4 separate regions of the Homo sapiens genome follow, and all the other regions are linked to region 4. The links are chromatin contacts, found by Hi-C or POLR2A ChIA-PET in ENCODE. All regions are on one chromosome and are shown on one strand. Each heading gives the region's core, a stretch centred on a gene start or an enhancer-like site at or near the end of the contact. The rest is flanking DNA. Distances are from core to core; before and after follow the strand shown. Region 1 holds the start of BCL3 (BCL3 transcription coactivator). Region 2 holds the start of LIPE-AS1 (LIPE antisense RNA 1). Region 3 overlaps LIPE (lipase E, hormone sensitive type). Region 4 holds the start of LYPD3 (LY6/PLAUR domain containing 3).

Evidence for each region. Hi-C counts contacts between places; a loop is a spot of excess contacts on that map. ChIA-PET counts read pairs that join two places held with the same protein, here RNA polymerase II (POLR2A). Pooled maps may share reads with other maps.
Region 1: a pooled map shows a loop between it and region 4 (7-fold over the local background). The contact joins the promoter of BCL3 here to the promoter of LYPD3 in region 4. A Hi-C loop is called at or near these places in 8 of 50 pooled maps. POLR2A ChIA-PET finds 5 or more read pairs at or near these places in 2 of 52 experiments (B cell and WTC11).
Region 2: a pooled map shows a loop between it and region 4 (5-fold over the local background). The contact joins the promoter of LIPE-AS1 here to the promoter of LYPD3 in region 4. A Hi-C loop is called at or near these places in 1 of 37 single-sample maps with no recorded cell type and 4 of 50 pooled maps. POLR2A ChIA-PET finds 5 or more read pairs at or near these places in 2 of 52 experiments (Caco-2 and Panc1).
Region 3: a map with no recorded cell type shows a loop between it and region 4 (6-fold over the local background). The contact joins the enhancer-like site here to the promoter of LYPD3 in region 4. A Hi-C loop is called at or near these places in 1 of 37 single-sample maps with no recorded cell type and 5 of 50 pooled maps. POLR2A ChIA-PET finds 5 or more read pairs at or near these places in 1 of 52 experiments (WTC11).

What each region holds. Positions count from the first base shown.
Region 1 is chr19:44,747,255-44,751,000 of GRCh38, forward strand. It overlaps BCL3 (BCL3 transcription coactivator), which reads left to right and starts at 1,454. Exons shown (of 9, transcript NM_005178.5): 1 at 1,454-1,792. The coding sequence starts at 1,537. RefSeq lists silencers at 23-502, 563-692, 1,103-1,692.
Region 2 is chr19:42,395,477-42,399,338 of GRCh38, forward strand. LIPE-AS1 (LIPE antisense RNA 1) reads left to right here and starts at 1,672. Exons shown (of 3, transcript NR_073180.1): 1 at 1,672-1,748. It overlaps LOC101930071 (a long non-coding RNA gene), which reads left to right and starts at 1,652. Exons shown (of 2, transcript NR_126041.1): 1 at 1,652-1,748. RefSeq lists enhancers at 1,199-1,338, 1,359-1,518, 1,373-2,056, 2,057-2,740.
Region 3 is chr19:42,417,588-42,421,636 of GRCh38, forward strand. The region is part of intron 1 of LIPE (lipase E, hormone sensitive type); the gene reads right to left. All of the region lies in intron 1 of LIPE-AS1 (LIPE antisense RNA 1), which reads left to right. Among named protein-coding and RNA genes, the nearest start is that of LIPE, 7.8 kb to the right of the region's middle. Within about 2 kb of position 1,905, at least 3 of the 41 ENCODE cell types and tissues checked have a DNase peak (open chromatin) inside an H3K27ac peak, as active enhancers do.
Region 4 is chr19:43,463,172-43,467,093 of GRCh38, forward strand. LYPD3 (LY6/PLAUR domain containing 3) reads right to left here and starts at 2,437. Exons shown (of 5, transcript NM_014400.3): 1 at 2,322-2,437; 2 at 1,154-1,285; 3 at 428-598; 4 at 1-116. The coding sequence starts at 2,400. RefSeq lists enhancers at 1-25, 56-105, 658-1,189 and a silencer at 256-415.

The DNA.
Region 1 (3,746 bases), core at 204-2,703, 1.3 Mb after region 4:
GGGACACAGAGACAGCAACAGAGATGGGGAGACAGAGACAGAGGGCGGGGCAGGAGACAACCAGAGGGAGGTCAGGCAAGTTTCGAAGACAGAAGGAGACCGGGGGAGAGAACCAGAGAGACGCCGCGTGCCCCCTGGGCAAGTCCGGGGTGCAGCCCCCATGCCCCGCCCCCTGTGTCCCCAAAGCCTCCCTCTCCGCCTCCTGTGACTCAGTGACCCGGACTCAACCCCAGCGGCTGCCCCGCCCCCAGGGAAATCCGGGAAAGCCCCGGACCTTCGGGGCCCCACCCCGGGGCGGGGAGAGGGAGAGGAGGGGAGGAGACGGGGAAGAGTCCCGCCTCCCTCCTCCCTCCCTCCCATCTCCAGCCTGAGTCATGCCCCCAACCCGCCTAGCCTGTTCCCCACCCATCAACCCCTCCTCGAGGTGGGAGGGGAAGTCGGGGGGAAGCCAAACTGCTCCCCGCTCCTGCAGCACCGGCCTCGGTCGCGCTGACTCTGGCCTGGTGTCCGTGTCTCTTGCTATCTCTCTTTCTCTCAAGATCTCTGCGCCTGTCTCCATGTCTCTTTCTCTCTGTGCACCTAGGATTTTCCGAGCACCCACCCCGGTGCCCCGCGGGCCCCGGCTGGGGGCAGGGCCCCCAACGAGTGCAGAGACACAATCAGTGGAGCGCTCCCCACCCTCACCCCACCCCCAGCCCCTTTAGACCCACAGCTGATGAGGCACGTGGAGTGGCAGAGATGGAAGAGGGGAGGGAGAGGAATCGTTCCTGGCCGCCTGCCGAGTGCCAGTCCCTGCCCCGGGTGCGTCTCTTCACTCCCACTAAGGAGGAAACGGCTCAGAGAGGGGAAGTGTTTGGCCAAGGTCACCCAGCGAGTAAGTGGGAACCGAGATTCCAAACCCCGTCCCAGAGATGCCAAGGCCTCCTGAGAGACAGAGAAGCAGACAGCAACTGAGAGGCAGAGAGATGGTGACAGACACAAAGAGACAAAAGAGAGAGACAGAGACGGAACAGAGCACACAGAGACAAACGCGGGGTTGCGGAGAGAAACACCTACTCAGACAGGAGAACCAGAGAGACAGTTACAGACTCAGAGATAGAGATGTTGAGAGATAGGGCCAGAAAGACAAAAACAGAGGCAGAGAGAGCGGCCCTTGGCAGCAGGGGTGGGGACACCCCCCCACCCCCCGACCCCGCCTCCTCTCCCCCCACCCCTCCTTTCCTCTCCCTCCCCCGCCGAGGCCTGGCTGCCCCAGGCGCCGCGGGCCGGGAGGGGGCAAGCGGGGCGCGGCGCGGGCGGGGCGCAGGGCAGGCTGCACCTCAGAGCGGCGGGAGCAGCGGCGGGTCCAGGAAACCCCTGGGGCGTACGGGTGGCCCCGGGGGGGCCGGGGGCGGGGAGGCGGGCGGCCGGCACCGCCCCGGCCGACAAAAGTCCCTTCAGTTCAGCCGGCTGCAGGGGAAGTCCCGGCGCCCGGCGAAACCACCCTCCCGTGCAGCCGAGCCCAGCCGCTCTCCGGCCGCCGTCCCCGGCGGCCCCATGCCCCGATGCCCCGCGGGGGCCATGGACGAGGGGCCCGTGGACCTGCGCACCCGGCCCAAGGCCGCCGGACTCCCGGGCGCCGCGCTGCCGCTCCGCAAGCGCCCGCTGCGCGCGCCCTCCCCGGAGCCCGCCGCTCCCCGCGGCGCTGCGGGCCTTGTCGTCCCCCTGGACCCTCTGCGCGGCGGCTGCGACCTGCCGGCGGTCCCCGGGCCCCCCCACGGCCTGGCCCGGCCGGAGGCGCTTTACTACCCCGGTGAGTGGCCCCCGAGGGTCCGGGCCGGGTGGGATCCACACAGAGCATAGGGTCACCAGAGCCAGGAGGCAGAGCTTGAGGCACAAACCGGTGTCTCTCCAGGGACCTGGGGGACAAGAGGATATAAGCCCAGGTTCCAAGGATATAGATATGAGATCATCGGGGAGCCAGTAAGCTGTGCCTTGGGATCTGGGGATTTGGGGACCCTGGGGGGCAAAGCCCAGGGGCTGAGTGACGTGGGGGGGGGGGGGCCAGGGACAATGCCCAGTGGTACAAATATGGGGGTGTCAGGGAATCAGGGCACAGAGCCTGGTATCCTAGGGGCAAGAAAGTACAAGCTCTTAAGCCAGATGTGTAGCGTTATGAGGAAGCTGAGCTGGGCTGGAGAAACTGGGGTTCCCTGTATCCTGATATTATTAGAATCAAAGGGAGTCAGGGTAACAGAGACTGGGGTTCTAAGGAGACAGATACTGAGGATCTCAGGATGTCACAATCTCAGGAACCAAGATATCTGGAGACATGGGCATTATGAAAACAGAGATGGGGTTCTGAGCACCCCAATATCTGGGATCACAAGGATCCAAGGAAATGAACCAGAGCTCCAGGGACCCAGATACCAGGGGGTCTTGAGGACCCAGGAGAACAGAGACCCGGGTTTCTGGGTACTCAGTTATGTGGGGCCACAAGTGATCAGGGTCCTATTTGAGGTCAAGATCAGGTGGGCAGAAGGGATCAGGGGACTGAGGATCCTAAGATTGGGTAATTCTGAGACTTTGGGTAATTTAGAGGCAGGATGAAAATTTCAGGGGTCTCCAGACAGAAAGCCTCAAGGCCTCAAGGCCTGGTATTGGAGATACGAGGACCTGGAAACTTGGGAGTTCAAGAACAGAGGGCCCACAAGGATCAGCAGATGACGAAGACCACACACTCTTCTCTCCATCCTATCTCCATCCCTGATCTCAAGAAGGGGTGTCCTCTACCACAGCTGTGGCCACGTCACCATCCCCAATTGACCCCCAAAGCTGCAGAGAGCCGTTCTACAGAGCCCCAAAACTTTAGGTAGTTTCTGCACCCTCCACCCCATCAGCGTGACAGCTGGAGAGCCTCAAGCTATGTGCATCAGGAGTTCTGCCACGGCCTCCCAGCTTTCCTATTCCAAGAGTGAGAAAGCAGGCCTCAGTTTTCCCCGTCTGTGTGATGGGTTGGTATGGATTTGCCTGCTGCCATGGTCCCCTCGCCTTTGTTTGTTTTTGTTTTTGTTTTTTGAGACAGAGTTTTGTTTTGCTCTGTCGCCCAGGCTGGAGTGCATTGGCGTGATCTCGGCTCACTGCAACCTCCGCCTCCCAAGTTCAGGGGATTCTTGTGCCTCAGCCTCCCGAGTAGCTGGGATTACAGGCATGCACCACCACACCTGGCTAATTTTTGTATTTTTAGTAGAGACAGGGTTTCACCATGTTGCCCAGACTGGTATTGAACTCCTGACCTCAGGTGATCCGCCCGCCTCGGCCTCCCAAAGTATTGGTATTAGAGGCATGAGCCACAGCGCCCGGCCTGCCGTGGCCCCTTTTTAAACAGTTTGATCTAAAATTACCCATGCGTGGTGGTCAGCATCTGTAATCCCAGCTACCTGGGAGGTTGAGGCAGGAGAATCGCTTGAACCTGGGAGGCAGAGGTTGCAGTGGGGCAAGATCGTGCCACTGCACTCCAGTCTGGGCAACAGAGCGAGACTACATCTCAAAAACAATTTGAACAGGCTTCTGGTAACACCTCCTCTCTGCCTCCACTCTCCCCAAACCCACTCTACATTTATCCCACACCCTGCACCCAGCAATTCATCAGCCACAAAATCACTCTGCAGACAGTCCCTGGGGTCCCCTGCTAGGTGATGATGGGTGCACCCTCTGTTCTTAAGGGACCCTTTGTCTGATTGGAGATTGAGGTCAGAAGATAAGTG
Region 2 (3,862 bases), core at 422-2,921, 1.1 Mb before region 4:
AGAAAAACGATGGCTGGATTGGGACAGAGGAAGAGCTGCCCAGAGACGGGGATCTCTGTCCATTCATTCCATGAGCATTTCCTGAGCCCCTGCAATGTGCCAGGACCTCTGGTCGGTTCAGGGTCTGGGGGAAAGCAGAGAGACCCAGAGAGATGACCCCCACCAGGAAAGCTGTTGCTGCCCCAAGGTGGCCCACTGCCTCCACAATGGGCCTCAGTGACAGTTCTGAGTGACCGAGATGCAGTGATGGGGAGGGACAGAGAAGGCCAGATCTGTCCAGATCAAAGAACAGAGGCCATGGGGGAAAGGTCCCTTCCAGGCGAAGGAGACCGCCATGAATCATGTTCTTATCACCTCCTAATAGGCTCATGATGCAAGTGCACCTCCTAATCACTATTTTCGACCCCAACCAGGCTCACGCCCACAGTCAGAAGGGTTGGACAAGCTTAGTATCGTGGATTCACGGGAGAAAATATCTGGGAGACCCCATCCTTGGACCTGCTTTCCCCAGGACCCAGGAGTCCGGGTCCCCAGCTCTCCAGTTCCCCAGCCCCAGGAGTCCCAGCTCTCAGCCCCTCTCCTTTTGTTTGTTGCCTGCGTTTTCTTTTTTCTCTCTGGGCCTGTAACTCTTTGTTTATCTCCATCTATGTTTTGTGTCTCTCTTGTATCTTTACATCTGTATCTGGATTCTCCCTCACTAGGCCTCAATTTTCTCACTTGTAAACTGGGGATAATACTACTAATAATAATCCAATCTCTCAGAGCTGTGGCGAGGAAGACATGAGATAATTATGTAAAATGCTCAGCACAGAACCAGGCCACAGTAAACTCAGTACAAGAGAGCTCTGTTATTATTACTGTTTTATTTTTGCCATCTCCCCTTTGGTATCTCTATTTTTCTCTTAGTCTCACGTGAGTCTCCAGTCTCCTCTAGCTCTGGGTTCCTTTTGCAGACAGCACCTGCCTCTGACTTCCCTTTTCGGGATGAGGAAAGGGCATATCCAGGCCAGAGCTTCCCCTGAGCCTCTTCCTTCTCCCTCTCCATTACAAGCTCCGCCTCATTACCCAGAACACTTGCCTGGGGGTAAGGCCTGGCTCCCTTCCCATAAATAGCCTCATAAAATCCTGAACCCCAAACCTGTCATCCCTGGGCGGGCGAGTGACTCAAGATCCCGGAGTTCCCGCTCCTAGACACCAAACCTTCAGGTTTCCAGCCCCCTCCTCCCTCTGACCCAGGAGTCCGGGCCCCTAGTCCCTCCTTCCTCGGGTCCCAGACTTCTCCTCCTTCAGAACCAAGGAGTCTGAACTCTCAAATCCCCAACCTTCCTCAAGACCCAAGGATCGGGTCAGCAAACAGCCTAGGTATGTGGGGCCAGAAACTCCATTCACGACCATTCTGCGACCGTCTACGCCCAGGGCTCCCACCCCGACTCAGTCCCTCCGGAGGCGGGTCCGACACGCGAGGCGCTTCTTTGGAGTCTGGCGGCGAAAGCTATCCATGACGTCAGTCACTATCTTCCAGCCAATGGACACTCGGCCTTCTACCTCCCTGGGCCACTCAGGACCCTTTGCCTGGTAGGCGGGGCCCACAGCCCAACTCGGGCAGCGATAGGCTTTCGGAGACGCCAGTCTCTGCCAGGCCCAGTCAGTCGGCCAATAGACCCGGAACCTGAGGGATCGGAATCCTGGTCCACTCCGCAGAGGCCCGAGCGGGCTCGCGAGGGAACGGGTTCTCCGAGTCTGGCCGGGTAAGCCCTTTCCAGCACGCCTAGTATTAGGATTCTGCACATAGCTCGGGTGGAAAACCGTGAGGCTTAGTGAGGCTTGAGGCGGAGGGGGGAGGAGCTCAGTCCCGGCGAACCCATCTTGCTTTCTTGGAGAAACTGAGACCGGGATACTGGATCTGTTATTCATCCATCCGTTCCTCCCACCCTAAGCCTGATTCTCGTCTGCTCCTGCCTTCCTGTTCCTTCATCCGTTCTGCCCTTCCTGCCCTCAATTCTCTCACTCACGGATTCCCTCGTCTAGCCACTCACTCACACACTCTCCCACCTATTAGTTAGACAAACATTTCCTGAGGCTTCTGGTGTGCCAAGCCTCGTGCTGGGCGATGCTGGTGACCAAGATGAGTCAGGCCTGGGCCGTGCCCTCAAGGAGCCCGGGTCAGATGGGAGGATGGACGTTGATGGGCATGGGTGTGCGGAGACGGTGGGAGCCCAGGAGAGACTTTTTTGAGTTTGGCGTGGTCGGGAAAGGGTTTCCAGGGGAGGGGCCATTGGAGCTGGATCTTGGAGGAGCAGAAGGTGCCAGGCAAAGTGGAGATGCCAGGCAAAATGGGTGTGGGGAGGGTGTTTCAGCGTGACCAAAGACAGGGAGGCATGCAGGAGCAGTACTGCGTGCAGGTGCCTAAGCGGAAGGCCAGTCAAGTCTGTATGGCCAGCAGGGGAACTGTAAGGCTGGAGGAGGCCGAAGAGATGAGCAGAGGCCAGGCTGAGGAGCTTGGACTTTGTCCTGAGGGTGAGGGGGTAGTGGAGAGCCATGGAAGGGTTGAGAGTAGTGGAGGACAAGGTCATAGTTGGTCCAGAACTGGAGGAATGAGACTGGAAGCCAGTAGCCCAGGAGGTGGCTCTGGCAGGGATTCAGGTAGGAGAGAGTGGAGCCTGGATCAGGGAAGAGGCCGAGGGGATAAGATAGAGATTCAGGAGGCAAGGCTTGGTGCTGTGGCTCGTGTCTGTAATCCCAGCACTTTGGAAAGTTGAGGCGGGAAGATCACTTGAGCCAAGGAGTTCAAGACCAGCCTGGGCAACATAGTGACAGCCTCATCTCTACAAAAAATTAGCCAGGTGTGGCCAGGCGCGGTGACTCACTCCTGTAGTCCCAGCACTTTGGGAGGCCGAGGCGGGTGGATCACGAGGTCAGGAGTTCAAGACCAGCCTGGCCAAGATGGTGAAACCCTGTCTTTACTAAAAATGCAAAAAATTAGACAGGCTTGGTGGTGGGCACCTGTAATCCCAGCTACTCGGGAGGCTAAGGCAGAAAATTGCTTGAACCCAGGACGGGGAGGTTGCAGTGAGCTGAGATCGCGCCACTGCACCCCAGCCTGGGCCACAGAGTGAGACTCAAAATAAAAAAAAAAAAAAGAAAAATTAGCCAGGTGTGGTGGTGCATGCCTATGGTCCAAGCTACTGAGGAGGCTGAAGCAGGAGGATCACTTGAGCCCGGGAAGTCGAGGCTGCAGTGAGCCAAGATGGTGCCACTGCACTCCAACCTGCACAAGAGTGAGACCTTATCTCAAAAAAAAAAAAAAAAAAAAAGAAAGAAAGAAAAATAAATAAGGAGATTCAGGAGGCAGAGAGAACAGAAAGTGGGGATTGATGGGCTATGGGACAAGGGGTTGTCCAGCATGAGACCCAGAGCTCTAGTCTGGAGGACAGTGGAGCCATCTCTGAGGTGGGGACAGGAAAAGAGGAGCAGGTTGATGGGTAGTGACTGTTTTGACAGAGGTGACCAAGGGGTTCTATGAGTTGGACAAGGAGAGTGGTGACTCAGGCCAGTGGATCTGGACCTTCAGGAAGAGTTCTGGGCTACAGCTCCCTGCCCCAGCACAGGCCCTGACTCAGAAGTCACTTGCTGGGTGAACGAGGACCTCTGAGCTGAGGATCCCTTGCTTCGCACCCCGTGAGGAAACGGCTTTCTTGTTTCTGCATCTTCAGTCTCTCCCACTCCTCCAGCATTCAAACATGTCCATCATCTCTAAACACATGTGCCCTGTATCAGGCTCTCTTGTGGCGCCCACTGGCTCAATCCCTTACCTTCCACTCCCTCTTCAACCCACTATGTCTGGCTGCCTAACGGCCATGAC
Region 3 (4,049 bases), core at 655-3,154, 1.0 Mb before region 4:
TTGCCTAGCCTGGTCTTGAACACTGGACCTCAAGTGATCATCCTGCCTCAGCCTCTTGAATAGCTGGGATTACAGGCATGTGCCACCATGCCCAGCTCTAAGTCTTATTAAATAATAAAAAATAGAAATACATTTAGAAATACATTTTGTAGGCTGGGTGCAGTGGCTCATACTTATAATCGCAGCACTTTGGGAGGCCAAGGCAGGAAGATAGCTTGAGGCCAGTTTGAGATCAACCTGGGTAACATAGTGAGACCCTCCCCCTCTACAAAAAATAAATAAAAAAATAAAAAAACAGAAATACATTTGATAGCAGGAACAATGGCAACAAAGGATTTAGACTATGACATAGACTTGGCTGATAGAGCACCAGCAGGCTTTGACAGGACTGACCCCCATTTTTTTTTTTTTTTGAGACAAGTTTCGCTCTTGTTGCCCAGGCTGGAGTGCAATGGTGCGATCTCAGCTCACCGCAACCTCCGCCTCCCAGGTTCAAGTGATTCTCCTACCTCAGCCTCCTGAGTAGCTGGGACTACAGGTGCCTGCCACCGCGCCTGGTTAATTTTAGTATTTTTAGTAGAGACGGGGTTTTACCATGTTGGCCAGGCTGGCCTCAAACTCCTGACCTTGGGTGATTTGCCCACCTCGGCCTCCCAAAGTGCTGGGATTATAGGTGTGAGCCACCGTGCCTGGCCTGACCCCAATTTTGAAAGTTCTACTGTGGACCAAATGCTATCAAACAGCATCACATGTTACAGAGAACAGTTTTGTGAGTGAATCGAAGCAGAAAAGTTCATTGTTACCTTATTTTAAGAAACTGCCACAGCCACTTTCTACAACCACCACCCTCGTGAGTCAGCAGCCACCACCACTGGGGCAAGACCCTCCACCAGCAAAAAGATGAGGATTTGCTGAAGGCTCAGATGATCATTAGCATAGTATGGGGCCAGGCGTGGTAGCTCATGCTTGTAATCCTGGCACTTTGGGAGGTCAAAGCAGGAGGCTCACTTGAGGCTAGGAGTTCGAGACTAGCCTGGGCAACATAGTGAGATTCCGTCTCTACAGAAAAAAAAAAATTAAAATATGTACATGGTATTTTTAGACATATGCTGTTGTACACTTTAATAGACTACAGGATAGTGTAAACATAACTTTTCTATGCACTGGGAAACCAACAAATTTGTGTGACTCACTTTATCAAGTGGTCTGGAATTGAACCCCAAATATCTCTGAGACATGCCTGAATTTATATTGTTTGCTCTCTGATTCCCTCACTAGATTGTAAACTCCCTGAGGGCAGGGACTTTTGCCTTTTTTATTCAGCCTTTGGACAGTGCCTGGTGCACTGCCGCCCCTTGGTAAAGTGGTAGCATCCATGCCGGTAGGGATCTTTTAAGATGAGGAGTGGGGGCCGGGCGCCGTGGCTCACACCTGTAATCCCACCACTTTGGGAGGCTGAGGCCGGTGGATCACCTGAGATCGGGAGTTCGAGACCAGCCTGGCCAACATGGAGAAACCCTGTCTCTACTAAAAATACAAAATTAGCCGGGCATGGTGGCGCGTGCCTGTAGTCCCAGCTACTCGGGAGGCTGAGGCAGGAGAATCGCTTGAACCTGGGAGGCAGAGGTTGCGGTGAGCCAAGATCACACCATTGCACTCCAGCCTCGGCAACAAGACAGAAACTCTGTCTCAAAAAAATTAAAATAAAATAAATAAAAAGATGAGGAGAGGGGACATTTCCAACAAAACAAGTGACTGCACAAAGGAGTGGGGAAGGGGCTGGACCCAGGCCCTAGGGACTCCAGAGCTCTGCCCTTTGTCCTGTTCCAGGCGGCTCCCCGAGGACTGGGCTGGGTGGAGCTGGCAGGAAGGGATGCTGAGGTTGCCAGCAACTCGCCAGGAATCCCTGGCAGAGGGCACTGGGGCAGGGGTAGGCCCACTGGGGCCGTGGGTAAGGACTAGGGGAGAGGTAGGGCAGAGGGGATTTGGCTTTGGGTGGTGTCCCACTGACTGGGCACTGGACCTTTCTTTGCCCTGAAGAGTTTCTGGACAGCTGAATCCGACTCCTGGGGACTGAGCAGGGGTAAGGAGGGCGGTGGGGAAGGAAGTGGGGTGGGGGTGGATGGGGGATGGAGGAAGGGCCAGGTGTGGGGCCTGGGAGGAAGCAAAGGCTTCTGAAGCCAGGAAGCCTGGAATCAGATGCAGGTGGGGACAATGAGTGGCTGGATCCCCGAGAGTGTGTGCATAAAAGAGCAAACGTTGCACCAACAGCCTCTGCGTGCCTGGTCTCTTTCTCTGTGCGTGTGTGTGTTTAATTTAAAAATAGGGATCGAGTCTAGCTGTGTTGCCTAGACTGGTCTCGAACTCCTGTGCTCAAGCAATCCTCCTGCCTTGGTCTCCCAAAGTGCTGGGATTTCTTTTCTTTTTTTTTTTTTTTTCATTCTCAAAGGAGGTGATGAGATTTCTTTATGTGTTTTATGTGAAGTGACTCATGTCGCCTGCCCCACAACCTATGAGGGAGAGACCATTATCATCCCTTTTGGCAGATGACAAAATTGAGGCACAGAAAGGTGACATAACCCCCGGGGTCACACGGCCAGCAGGGGGCAGCTCCAGGGCAGAGCTGCTGATCTCTGCTGTGTTTCTGTGTGCTGCTCCCTCTGTCTGTGCTTCAAAGTATATGCTTTCTGGTCGGGTGTGAGTGTGTCTGGGGTTCACGTGTACATATGTACCTCTGCAGGTATGTGTCATGGCTGGCGTGTGTCCTGGCCTGTGTCCGTCGGCACTGGTACATTTGAAGGTATGAATGTTTGTATGCCTGTGAATGTATCTGTGTCTCTGTTTCTCTTGGCCTGTGAGCTTGTGTGGGCGTGTTTGTTTATGTATGAATGGATATACATGCTTGTGCGTGTCTTGGTCTCTGTGTGTGTGTTGAGAACAAACCTCTCCCCATTTGCTCAAGCTGGAACCCAGGATGTCATCCTGGCCACCTCCCCACCCCCCAACTCCCATGCAATCCATCCCCTAGTCCTGCCCACTATGCCTACTAAAGGCCTCTGGAACCTGGCCCTTCTCCCCACCTCCACTGCCTCCTCCCTGGTCCAGGCGGTAGCATCATTACCTGGGTGACTATGACAGATCTTTATATATTTCTGATTTTGTTCTCTTTGATTTGTTGTCCACATAGCAGCCACAGGATCTTTTTAGCACACAAATCTGTTCACACACTTCCAACCCTTCAACACCCCCTCCCTTGCTTTCAGGATAAAGCCCCCAATCCTGCACATGGCCTCCCAAGCCAGGTACCATCCTCCTCTCTCTCTCTCTTTTTGAGACAAAGTCTCATTGTTGCCCAGGCTGGAGTAGAGTGGTGCGATCACAGCTCACTGCAGCCTCAACCTCCTGGGCTCAATTGATCCTCCCACCTCAGCCTCCCAAGTAGCTGGGACTACAGGTACACCCCACCATGCCCGGCTAATGTTTGTGTTTTTGGTAGAGACGGGGTCTCGCTATGTTGCCCACGCTGGCCTCAAACTCCTGGACTCAAGGGGTCCTCCCACCTTGGCCTCCCAAAGTGCCAGGATTACAGGTGTGAGCCGCTGTACCCAGCTACCATCCTCCTCTCTTAAACTGCCTGCCCTGTTTCCTCTTCCTCTTCCTCCTGGCCCTGGCTGAGCTCCCTCTGCACTGTAACTCAGTGTTTCCTCAAGCCTCGGGTCTTTCTCCATACTGTCCTCTCTGTTCCCCTGCCTGCCCCCTGCACAGCACTTAACGCCTGTCCATCTTGGGTCCAATATTGCCTCCTTGGGAAGCCTCTCAATTCTATCTTCCCAGGGTGTTTTTCTCTGTTGTATTTATCACAGTTTACAATCATAGTCTTATCTGAGTAATATCTGTGTCCCCAGCTCAACTGTGAATCTGTCAGCCCAGGCCTGGCACAGCTCAGTGTTCAGTGAATGTCTGCTGAATGAATCTGTGTGACTGGAACCTCTTGGGCCCAGAATCAAGTTTGGGCCCACAGCAGTTGTGCGTCCACAAACTCCCTGCCC
Region 4 (3,922 bases), core at 1,187-3,686:
ATCGCTGGCGTTGTAGCAGCTCACGACCGGCGGCGATGTACCCTGGCACGCCTCCCGGCTCAGGCCCACACAGCTGTAGCACTCCACGCCGTTGGGCGGGTATGCACTCTCATTACCTGCGAGGGGAGCCGAGAGGAAGAAAAGGTGTCGAAAGGGTTCGGGAACCGCAGCTCGTCCTCTAGCCCCGCCCCTAAGGCCTGGCCCCGGCACTATCGATGACCCCGCCTACTAGTAGCCCCGCCCCAGCGCGCAACCTCGCGGCGCCTACAGCCAGAAAGTCCCTCCTGCTGCCTCTTGGCCCCGCCCCAGAGTGTGACCCCACCCCCAGCCCAGGTCGAGTACTCCCGCCTCTGCCACGGCTCCACCTCTATCTTGGCAGGCCCGAATGTGGCTCCGCCCCCGCAGCTACGGCCCGGCCCCCACGGACCTGCCGGGTCGAGCGCCCGCGAGGTGAGGTTGAGCTTGGCGTTGCAGCGATCCTGAGCGCATTGCTGCAGCTGGATGAACGCCAGAAGCCCGTGAAGATCCAGGCCGCGGTCATTCTTGCCGGGGAGTCCCGAACCGCAACCCCGCACTGCCAGCGAGAATTGTCCGTGGACTAGGGAGAGGGACAAGGGCGGGATTAGCTGTGGGCGTGGTCTCAGATGGGGCGTGGCCCAGAGTTGGGTAGGGTCTGGGAGGGGCGGGGCCTCAAATAGGCCAACACCACAGGACCGACAGGCAGGAATTGGCGGATGGACGCCCCCAAAGAGCCGCTCAGAGCGGAAAGAACGACCGAAGCAGGGAGGAGCGGGGTCACGGAACGGGGGCGGAACCTCAAAGAGCTGAGTCGGAGGAGACAGCCTGGTTGACAGGCAGGGATGGGGAGGTCTCATTGGTGGAGCAGAAAAAGTGCATAGGACGTGACCTCGTTCCAAACCCGAGCTCTCCCCGTCCGCCCCACCCAGTTCTCAACTCTCTGCTCCTCGCGCTTGTAATTGTTAATAGAGAAGGCCTGGCCTGCAAGGCTGTGTCGTAGGGTCCCGGCCAGGCTGAAAGGGAGGGGTGGGGCCGCGTTAAAGGGGCGTGGCCAGATCCAGAAAGGACTATAAGGAGGCGGGGCTGGGCCGGAGGAGCCTGCAGTGGTGTGCGTGGCCCGGGGGTCCCCACTCACTGGTCTCCACCGCCCCCACGGCCTCGGTGCAGACGTCCACGCCCGGCGCGCACTTCACTGTCTTCATCTTGTTCGGGGAGCATCCGTCATCTGCTTTCTGCACGCAGCTGTAGCACTCCAGGGCCTGCGCTCCTGGGGGAGCGGAGCCGAATAGACCTGAGCCCTCCTTGCTAAAGCGTCCACCCCCAAGGAGAAATAGTCCTTCCCATGCCCTCTGTCCCGGGATTAGACAGTCTTATTGCACACACTTTTCCAGGGCAGGAGTAGGGAAAAGCTTTCCACAAATCTGGAAGCACGGGAATCACTGGACCCTTTTCCTTCACACCCACTATGCCAACTGTGGGCACATCCTTCCGACAGCCCTGTATGCCCACTGTAGGCGATCCCCGCCATGAAGCCCCTCATCCCGGGGTAGGAAGGATACCTCCTCACGGTTTTCTGCTCAGAATGAGAGAACTTTTCCCACAGTGTGTGGGAGAACTTTTCCCACAGTAGACTGTGCTCAGTGAGGGATCCCTTCCCACAGCCCCCTTCTGCTCAAATGAGAGAACACTACCCACAGCTTCTCTGCCCAGGACAGGGAACACTTTTTTCTTTTTTTCTTTTTTTCTTTTTTTTTTTTTTGAGACGGAGTCTCGCTCTGTCGCCAGGCTGGAGTGCAGTGGCGCAATCTCGGCTCACTGCAACCTCCCCTCCTGGATTCAAACGATTCTCCTGCCTCAGCCTCCCGAGTAGCTGGGACTACAGGCTCGCGCTACCGCGCCCAGCTAATTTTTGTATTTTTAGTAGAGACAGGGTTTCACCATGTTGGCCAGGCTGGTCTCGATCGTTTGACCTCATGATCCGCCTGCCTCGGCCTCCCAAAGTGCTGAGATTACAGGCATGAACCACCGCGCCCGGCCTAGGAACAGGGGACTTCTTTCTGCAGCTTCAGGATAGGAAAATTTTGCCCACAGCTCCCCTTGTCCGTGGTGGGGAACCCTTCCTACGGCCCATGGTGGAGGACCCTTCCCTCTGCCTCCCTTGCTTAGGATGGGGGAACTTTGCCCACAGTGCCCTCTGCTTATGTGGGGATCCTTCCCACAGCCTTCTCTGTACGGGGCCAGAGGAGCCTCCTCCCTAAGAGCCCCCACTCTACCCCCTCCACCTCTCCGGGCAGCAGACCCACCTCCGCGAAGCAGCAGCAGCAGCAGCCAGCCTGCAGTCCAGATCATGGCCTGGGCACCTGCTTTCCTGGCGGGGTCCATGGCTCCGTCCTGCTCCCTTGGCGTCCCCCCTGGATGTGCCGCCTCCGAGCTCGGGCCCTCTTACCTGAGCCCAGGATGAGTAACCTCGCCCCAGGCAACCCCAGCCTTGCCCAACCGGGCCAACTCAGCGTCGGCTGTGGGGCGGGGCCCCGCCCCTAGGCGCGTCATCCAAGGGAGAGCGGTCCCTGCCCTGTGAAGTTGCCAAGGAGGGAAAGGGTGGGAGCTGAGGTTCCCTGACAGCTCGCGGGAGAAAGTCTGTGTGTGTTTGGAGTGGGAGAGTAGTGGGGCTTAAAGACAGGCTGGGGCTACTCGACATTCAGTGTTCGGTAACTGTTAAATGAGCATCTACAGTGTGCCCGGCTTTGGTCTAGGTAATGCTGGAGATGAAGACAGAACCAGTGCCTGTCCTGGCAGAGCTCACAGTCTGATGGGGGAGACAGATGCTAATCAAATAATCGTACAAATTGGTGTTTACCAAAGAGACTAAGACACTGAAGGAAAAAGTGTAGTGATACAAGGAGATGTGCAGTCTAGAAGTGGGGGCTGGTCGGTGAGGGCTTCCTTGAGGTTATCTGAGATGCAACCTCAAGGGCATGCAGGATGTAGCCAGCTAGAGCAGGTCAAGAGAGGGACACAGCCCTTTACAAGCAGAGGGAACAGCACGTGGGAGCACCTGGAGGTAGGAGGTAGGATGGACCATTCAAACATGGAAAGGAGAGCAGTGCTCCTGAGCTCAGAAGTCCATGAGAGAAGGGCAGGAACTGAGATGAAAGAGTCAGGCAGAGGCCGAGACACTCAGGGCATCAGAGGCCCCGACAAGAGATTTGGATTAATTTTGAGAATAGTAGAGAACCTTTAAGAGGGTCTAAATGAGCTGGAGGACATAATAGATTTGCTTCCTAATATGATCAACCTGAGAAATAGTGCAGCTAGCCATCAAGAAGTAAATGGAGGCCGGGCGCGGTGGCTCATGCCTGTAATCCCAGCAATTTGGGAGGCCGAGCTGGGTGGATCACTTGAGATCAGGAGTTTGAGACCAGCCTGGGCAACATGGCGAAACCTCATCTCTATTAAAAAAAAATAATAAATTTAAAAAAATTAGCCAGGTGCAGTGGCGTGCACCTGCTGTCCCAGCTACTCGGAAGGGTAGGGCAGGAGAATCACTTGAGCCCAGGAGGTGGAGGTTGCAGTGAGCTGAGATCACGCCACTGCACTCCAGCCTGGGCAACAGAGTGAGACCCTGTCTCAAAAAAAAAAATTTAAAAATTTAAAAATTAAAAAAAAGTAAATGGATCTGAGAGTAGGATATATGATTTTAAAAAAGGAAAAAGAAAAAGAAGTGAATGGCAAAAGAGAGTGGTTGGTTCGGCCAATGGAATACTACACAGCAATAGAAAAGATCCAACACCTGATATATGCAGCAACATATCTCAAAAACTTTGTGTTGGGGCCAGGCACAGTGGCTCACACCTGTAATCCCAGCACTTTGAGACACCAAGGTGGGAGGATCACTTGAACCCAG